2 separate regions of the Homo sapiens genome follow, and region 1 is linked to region 2. Evidence: chromatin loops called from intact Hi-C (ENCODE). Cell type or tissue: heart right ventricle. All regions are shown on one strand. Links, peaks and the distances in the headings refer to the core of each region. The heading gives the core; the rest is flanking DNA. Region 1 has its middle 15 kb from the start of TBPL2. Region 2 has its middle 7.1 kb from the start of KTN1-AS1.

What was found. Hi-C counts contacts between places; a loop is a spot of excess contacts. Peaks named below come from ENCODE experiments on the same cell type or tissue, not always from the same donor. Only the 100,000 strongest peaks of a DNase experiment are listed, where the experiment ranks them.
Region 1: a loop joins it to region 2, with 2.4 times the contacts of the local background. A loop is called at or near these places in 42 of 110 quality-filtered maps.

Annotation. Positions count from the first base shown.
Region 1 is chr14:55,452,942-55,457,331 of GRCh38, reverse strand. No RefSeq gene overlaps it. Among named protein-coding and RNA genes, the nearest start is that of TBPL2, 15 kb to the right of the region's middle. In heart right ventricle, for the core only: no CTCF peak of the experiment used is centred there; a DNase peak (open chromatin) is centred at 2,523; H3K4me3 peaks cover 662 bases; H3K27ac peaks cover 876 bases.
Region 2 is chr14:55,570,828-55,575,217 of GRCh38, reverse strand. No RefSeq gene overlaps it. Among named protein-coding and RNA genes, the nearest start is that of KTN1-AS1, 7.1 kb to the left of the region's middle. In heart right ventricle, for the core only: a CTCF peak has its summit at 2,346; no DNase peak of the experiment used is centred there.

The DNA.
Region 1 (4,390 bases), core at 220-4,219, 120 kb after region 2:
AGGGAAATAAAATCTTGAGTTCCTTCAAGGGAATTTACAGTCACCTAGCTAGCCTTGACAAGTAAATGAGCAATTTGATAAGCAAGACGGTAACAGTAGCTTAAAACAATAGCCAAGGAAGTTAGAGTCACACGAATATTTGGTTCCCAAGAGAAACTAAAGATAACACCTTAGCATATATTCTTGAGTTGTTTTTCAGAATTTGGACCTCCACTAAATGGGTACACTGGTACAGAGACCTCTGATAAGGGGGAACTGAGGACTGAACTCCGACCGCTGTTCTAAACTTCTTTCTGAGGCTCCGGAGGTGCCGGGATTGCAGACGGAGTCTGGTTCACTCAGTGCTCAATGGTGCCCAGGCTGGAGTGCAGTGGCATGATCTCGGCTCGCTACAACCTCCACCTCCCAGCCGCCTGCCTTGGCCTCCCAAAGTGCTGAGATTGCAGCCTCTGCATGGCCGCCACCCCGTCTGGGAAGTGAGGAGCGTCTCTGCCTGGCCGCCCATCGTCTGGGACGTGAGGAGCCCCTCTGCCTGGCTGCCCAGTCTGGAAAGTGAGGAGCATCTCTGCCCGGCCGCCATCCCATCTAGGAAGTGAGGAGCGCCTCTTCCCGGCCGCCATCCCATCTAGGAAGTGAGGAGTGTCTCTGCCCGGCCGCCCATCGTCTGAGATGTGGGGAGCGCCTCTGCCCCGCCGCCCGTCTGGGATGTGAGGAGCGCCTCTACGCGGCCGCGACCCCATCCAGGAGGTGAGGAGCGTCTCTGCCCGGCCGCCCCGTCTGAGAAGTGAGGAGACCCTCCGCCCGGCAGCCGCCCCGTCTGAGAAGTGAGGAGCCCCTCCGCCCGGCAGCCGCCCCGTCTGAGAAGTGAGGAGCCCCTCCGCCCGGCAGCCGCCCCATCTGGGAAGTGAGGAGCGTCTCCGCCCAGCAGCCACCCCGTCCTGGAGGGAGGTGGGGGTCAGCCCCCGCCAGGCCAGCCGCCCCGTCCGGGAGGGAGGTGGGGGGGTCAGCCCCCCGCCCGGCCAGCCGCCCCGTCCGGGAGGTGAGGGGCGCCTCTGCCCGGTCGCCCCTACTGGGAAGTGAGGAGCCCCTCTGCCCGGCCACCACCCCGTCTGGGAGGTTTACCCAACAGCTCATTGAGAACAGGCCATGATGACAATGGCGGTTTTGTGGAATAGAAAGGGGGGAAAGGTGGGGAAAAGATTGAGAAATCGGATGGTTGCCGTGTCTGTGTAGAAAGAGGTAGACATGGGAGACTTTTCATTTTGTTCTGTACTAAGAAAAATTCTTATCCTGTTGATCTGTGACCTTACCCCCAACCCTGTGCTCTCTGAAACATGTGCTGAGTCCACTCAGGGTTAAATGGATTAAGGGCGGTGCAAGATGTGCTTTGTTAAACAGATGCTTGAAGGCAGCATGCTCGTTAAGAGTCATTACCACTCCCTAATCTCAAGTACCCAGGGACGCAAACACTGCGGAAGGCCGCAGGGTCCTCTGCCTAGGAAAACCAGAGACCTTTGTTCACTTGTTTATCTGCTGACCTTCCCTCCACTATTGTCCTATGACCCTGCCAAATCCCCCTCTGCGAGAAACACCCAAGAATGATCAATAAAAATAAATAAATTAATTAATTAAAAAAAAAAAGAAGTTAAAAAAAAAAAAAGATAAATTTCTTTCTGAGGGGCCTGGAGGAGATCACACCCAAGAGCCAAAACTAACATTATTTTCTGCCGATCCCAAATGTTTAGACAAAGCTCCACCTCCTTAACCAATCACAAATCAGCAAATCTTTGACTCCACCTACGACCTGTGGGTGCCTGCTTCAAGATGTCTCACCTTTTATACAGGTCAAACCAATGTATATCCTGCAAGTTTTTTGTTTTTGTTTTTGAGATGGAGTCTCACTCTCACCCAAGCTGGAGTACAGTGTTGCAATCTTGGCTCACTGCAACCTCCGCCTCCCAGGTTCAAGCAATTCTCCTGCCTCAGCTTCCCAAATAGCTGGGATTACAGATGCATGCCACCATGCCCGGCTGATTTTGTATTTTTAGTGGAGACGGGGTTTCAACACATTGGCCAGGCTGGTCTCGAACTCCTGGCCTCAAGTGATCCGCCCTTCTCGGCCTCCCAAAGTACTGGGATTACAGGCATGAGCCACTGTGCCCGGCCAGCCTTCCTGTATTGGTTTATGATTTTGCCTGTAAGCTCTGCCTTCCTGCCTTTAAAAATCCTTACCTGTAAGCTCTTGGGGAGTTTGGGTCTTCAGCCTGAGCTGCCTGATTCTCCTTGCTTGGTGCCAGGCAATAAATGCCTCACTTTCTCTCGCTGCAATCCCGATGTCAGTGTTTGGATTTTTGTGCCAGGCAAGTAGACCTAGTTGTTTGATAACAGTATTCGGGGTACCTACTGCATAATGTCAAGTGGGTGTCTCTGGTTCAGGCAGTGAGTAGTGTAAGTAACGAGCGATTGAAGGCAAAATGGCTCGCTGCCTGTTTCCGTACAAAAGCAGCCCTGGCAACAATCCAGACTGATCTGTCCTTGGCCTATTCATTATTCTCTGCGCAGTGATAATGAGTTTACTGCTTTGTGGGCTTTTAGGTAAGGGGAAGAGATGAGCTTGGCTTAATGCCTGCTGACTCATAAGACGCAGGGGCCCTGGCCTGCCTCTGATGGGATGCATGCACTTAAATCAGGAACAATTTCTATTTCCTCTCCAGCAAAAACGCTGCGAGGGGAGGCTAGTCAAGCATGCAGAGCTGGAGACCTAGGAACTCTATCTCTGCTTCTGGGGACTGGGGGTAGAAAGAAGGAAAGAGCAGGCACAGTCCTTCCTCAAACCTCCCCTTTAGCTGCTCTACAAACATGCTGCCGCTAAAAAGCATTAGAGCTGCTGCTGATTCCTATCAGGAAGGAATTATACTAAGCACGCCTAGCATTTATGAAAGGCTGCCTATCTTTTGTTAGGCATTATCTGGATGCAAAAGCGAATCAACAACCTTCCACTCCTTAAGGAGTGTGCAATCCAGAAGGGAGTGTAAACAATGAAATGTAGGACAAGGTTAAATGAAACACAGGCCAAATTGTTATGGGCATTCAGAAGAAACACTGTGTCTTAGCTTTGTCTTGGGAGATCAAGGAGGGCTCCACACAGAAGGTGGCATCTGAAGGCTAGGAAGGATTTCCGAAGACAGAGAATCGAAAAATAACATTCTCAGCTGAGGGAACTATAGGAACAATGATACTCAGAGCTTTTTCAGAGCCTGGAAGTGTCATTTGGGAACTGAAGATGGGAAGGTTTATGTTTGTTTGCCCAGGCTCAGGAATTTGTGTTTTATTCTAAACTCAGTGTGGAAAACAATGCAGATTTGCGGAAGCATGGAGTGAGGTAAACTTTACATTTTAGCAAGGTGATCTGGGTTCTAGAAATGTACCTGAAATTTACTAAGCCCCTGAGCATGGCTAGGCACTATACTAAAACTTTTAGACATTGTCTCTTTAGGCAATTGCTTTTAATGTCCTTATTTTGCAGATGGGAAGACTGAGGCTGAGTGAGATTAAACATCATGGCCAAAGTTAACTTCCGTTAGCAGGTCCTAACATCACAGGTTTTGCAGCCAGTACCACTTACAGTTACTGTATCGAAGTCTTTTTTTTTCCCCAAGACCAATGTAAAGATCAAGGCTATATAAGAGGACGCTTTTTTTTCTTTTCTTGAGACAGAGTCCCCCTCCGTCATCCAGGCTGGAATGCAGTGGTGCAATCTCGGCTCACTGCAGCCTCCACCTCCTGGGTTCAAGTGATTCTCCAGCCTCGGCCTCCTGAGTAGCTGGGATTATGGGTGCCCACCACCACACCCAGTTAATTTTGCATTTTTAGTAGAGATAGAGTTTCACCATCTTGGCCAGGCTAGTCTCGAATTCCTGACCTCAGGTGATCCTCCCACCTCAGCTTCCCAAAGTGCTGGGATTACAGGCATGAGCCGCCGCACCTGGCCCCATTTTATTCGCTCCTTCCAATACAAGCAAACCTAGGGATACAACCAGAAAACTGCCACGTGAGGCTAAAATATGCTCTTGCTCCTTCAGAAAACAGCACAAGTTCATCAGCCCAGAAAGTTCTCAAACATTCTCAGGACAAGGGACACTGAGTCCAAAGCCTATACTTTTAGCCACAGCACTATTCTGCCTCCCAGTATACAGTCCTAGTATGGTACTTTTCAGCAGAAATCCCATATGTCTTCCAATATTCTTTAAGACAGTACTCTTGAGGCTAAAATATTCTAAACAAAGAGCTGAGTTTCCAACAAAAAGTGCTTTAGAAAACTGAGTTGCACAGAGAATGGGGTGCATAGAAATCTGGGGCATGCACAGCCAAATAACTTGGGTCTGTAAAC
Region 2 (4,390 bases), core at 90-4,089:
GTCTCACTCCTGATGCCCAGGCTGGAGTGCAGTGGCGCAATGTCAGCTCACTGCAGCCTTGACCTCTGGGGCTCAAGCAGTCTACCTACGTCAGCCCCCTCAAATAGCTGGGACTACAGGCACACGCCACCACACTAGGCTAAATTTTTTATTTTTTGTAGAGACAGGGTTTCGCCATTTTGCCCAGGGTGGTCTCGAACTCCTGGGCTCAAGTGATCTGTTCGCCTCAACCTCCCAATGGGCTGGGATTACAGGCGCGAGCCACAGTTCCCAACCTTTATTTTTAAAAGCTTTACATATAATTCAACACCCTTTCTCAGCAGCTACTTACCCAGTGTTTAAAGGTTTAATGTTCTTCACAGTTATGTAATTCTTCTATCACTCTGAACTCAATCTTAGAACCTTTTTTTTTCTTTTTGAGACGGAGTTTTGCTCTCGTTGCCCAGGCTGGAATGCAGTGGCGCAATCTCGGCTCACCGCAACCTCTGCCTCCCGGGTTCAAACGATTCTCCTGCCTCAGCCTCCCGAGTAGCTGGGATTACAGGCGCCTGCCACTGCACGCGGCTAATTTTTTGTATTTTTAGTAGAGACGGGGTTTCACCATGCTAGCCAGGCTGGTCTTCAACTCCTGACCTCAAGTGATCCACCCTCCTCGGTTTCTCAAACTGCTGGGATTACAGGCGTGAGCCACCGCACCTGGCTTCAATCTTATAAACGTTTTAAATTGCATGTTCATTGTGAAAAAAATAAAAAGAAGTTTTGAAAAATCACCTATAGTTTTATATCTAGAGATAACCCTAACATTTTTATTTCTTTTTAAATACCAGCATACTTTTATTGTAATTGTTTTAGTAAATACTAAATGAAGTAACACATGCAAAACTTTTAAATAATATCCTGGGTTGTTGTTTTTTTTAACATCTATTTCTTTCTGACTTTAAAATTAACAAATAAATTTGGGAAGACTATTATATATTTTAAAAGACCAAAGAGACGGATCAAAGAAACATGGTAAGTTACCCTTGATTGGATCCTCATACAAAAAACAAAGTTATAAAAGATGTTTTTGGTACAAATGGGAGGTATTTGAATATGGACTGAATATTGAATATTAGAGGACTTGTTAATTTTATTGGGAATGATTATATATGTGCTTATACTACAGAATTATGTACAATATCCTTGTGTTTCAGAAACACCCATTTAAGTACTTAGGAGTAAATTAATGATGTCTAACTTACTTTCATTTCAAATGATTTAGTAAATATATATATAGATAACATGGAAAAATGTCAACAGTTGTTCGGTCTAAGTGGTAGGTGTGCAGGTGTACATTGCACTGTTTTTCAACATTTCTGCATGCTTCCCAATTTTCACAATAAAATACTGAGGGAAAAATCCAAAAGAAAACTATGGCTATTGAGGCCAGGCGCAGTGGCTCACGTCTGTTACCCCAGCAGTTTGGGAGGCTGAGAAGGGCGGATCACGAGATCAGGAGGTCGAGACCATCCTGACTAACAACTCGGTGAAACCCCGTCTCTACTAAAGATACAAAAAATTAGCCGGGCGCGGTGGCGGGCGCCCGTGGTTCCAGCTACTCGGGAGGCTGAGGCAGGAGAATGGTGTGAACCCGGGAGGCGGAGCTTGCAGTGAGCTGAGATGGCGCCACTGCACTCCAGCCTGGGTGACAGAGCCAGACTCCGTCTCAAAAAAAAAAAGAAAAGAAAAGAAAACTATGGCTGTTGTAGAAAATTTGCAGAAAAAAAAATGTAAAAGCAAAACCCAGTGGTTTGCAACCTTTCCTTGTATCTTTTGTGATGGTCACTTTTTTTGTAAATACTTTAAAGTGTTTATTAAAAATCAGCCTTGCAGTCTTTATCCTCTAATCTAATTACCCATGCATCTTATGCTGCTAGTGCTCTCCTCCTCTCTGGGGGGTTGGGGTGTGGTTGGGGAAGTCTCTGGAAGATTTTCCATGGCTCTCTTTAATAATGAATGCTACACTTTTGCTAGTAAGATCCCTAAAGAATGCTCCCAGTAATGGAAGGTTACTTTGTAGTTCTTTAGTCCTCACTTGACAAGTTTTATTTGCTTGGAAAGTTAGATCAGTTTTAGGTGATCAGTATTAGCTCTTCAACAAGGCCTAAATAAAAAATTTGGTCAACATACAGGCAGCAGGCTGTCATATATGTGTCATATAAAAGAAAAACAAAAAAGTTCTCTTTCACTGCCTGCACAACCTTCATCCTGACCAACTATGTTGCAGGGATAAACCTGGCCTGAGGAATCAGGCTAGAGAATGTCGATATGTCAGCATAAACCATCACCACTGCTGTCCAAATAACTCTTAATATGACCAGGCGAGGGCAGATCAGTAGCAACAAATCAAATCAAGTCAGCAAATATTTATAACGTGCATAGCATCCTGTTAGGTGTTTGAATGTAAAACATGCATTCAAAAATTTTTGTCCTCTGAAGTGGTGCTCACATTTTAACCCTCGCTCCTGTTTACTGACTCCTATTCAGTTCCTTTGTGATAACACTTGGACCCCAGCCAGCCCTTACCCAGTGTTTTTCCCCCTGTAGCATGACAGCTCTGTTAACCTTCATAGGCTTTGTTCCATTTATTTTTGACCACATCTCCAGTATACCAATTTCTTCTGAGTCAACAATTTTTTTAAAGCCACCTTTTGGTACTTCTGTATATTGTTTTGGAAATTTTCTATTTATGAGAAAAAGCAAATAGATTCCAAGCTCTGTTACAAATCATTATTCCATGAAGGCTGTAGAATAATTTCTCTAGATGCCAAGTCTCATGACACAGAGCTCTGGATGTCAGCCTTTTCAGCCCCCTCAGGGACCTCACTCCATCAGCAATGCCCTTTCTGTCTGTATTTCCAACCTCTCCCTCTCTGTCAGTCATTAGTGCATTGAGAGCTCTCTCCACTTAAATGGGAAAAAAAAAGTTACTTCCAACTCCAGATCACCCCATCTACCTCATTTCTTGCAAAGCCAGGTTTTTGGTTGGTTGGTTGGTTGGTTGGTTGGCTGACTGGTTAATTAAGAGTCACTTACTTAGGATGGGTGTGATGGTTCACACCTGTGATCCCGGCACTTTGGGAAGCTGAGGTGAGTGGATCACTTGAGCTCAGGAGTTTGAGACCAGCCTGGGCAACATGGTAAAACCCCATCTCTACCAAAAAATACAAAAATTAGCTTGGTATGGTGGTGTGTGCCTGTGGTGCCAGCTACTCCAGAGTCTGAGGTGGAAGGATCACTTGAGCCCGCGAGGTGGAGGTTGCAGTAAGCTGAGATCACACCACTGCACTCCAGCCTGGGTGATAGAGTGAGACCTCGTCTCAAAAAAAAACAAAAGGAGTCACTTACTTGACTGAGTATTTTCACTCACATTCACTCCTCATATTATGCTTCTGTACCCACAACTAGATTCTGAAACACTTCTCACCAAAGTCACCAATGACATTCTTGCTGCTAACTCTAGTGAAGCATCTCAGTCTTCATCTGGTAAAACCTCTCTGTTACATATGACAGCACTGATCACTTCTTGAAATGCTTCTCTTTCCTTGACTTCAGTCGAAACCTCATCCACATGGCTCTTCTGACACACCACACACCATTGCTTCTGACAAACTGATAATCACAGCAGAGTGAGACAATGGGCAAAGAATTCACAAGCAGCAGCTAACATTACAGAATGGTTGGAATGGCTATCAAAAAAACAGCTTTGGTGACAAATGAGAGACAGAGACCGAGGCATTAGAGTGCTGTTCTACCAGATGCAATATGTGTGCTCCAAATCAGCTACAAATCTGTATGACTTTTTAAAAAATCTGTAGACAAAATATATAGGTGCAGAAACCAAAAGGAAGAAGTGAGAATGGCTCTTAATTTTTTTTTCTTTTTTTTTTTTTTTGAGGTGGAGTCTTGCTCTGTCTCCCAGGCTGGTGTGCAGTGGCTCAATCTCAACTCACTGCAACCTCAGCCTCCCGGGTTCAAGTGATTCTCCTGATTCAGCCTTCCGAGTAGCTGGGATTATAGGCGTGTGCCGGCACACTGGGATAATTTTTGTATTTTTAGTAGAGACAGGGTTTCGCCATGTTGGCCAGGCTGGTTTTGAACTCCTCACTTCAGGTGATCTGCCCACCTCAGCCTCCCAAAGTGCTGGGATTACAGGCATGAGCCACCGTGCCCCGCCAGCTCTTATTATTATACCTATTAATCTCTGCATATTTAGAGGTCTTGGATGCCAGGGGAGGAAGACTTCTATCAGGAGATAAATATATCCTATTTGATCTGACAGTTGAGGCTTCCAGGTGGTCGTTTATGTGTTTTTCCAGCCACCGAACAGACAGAGAAGGGATATGCTATT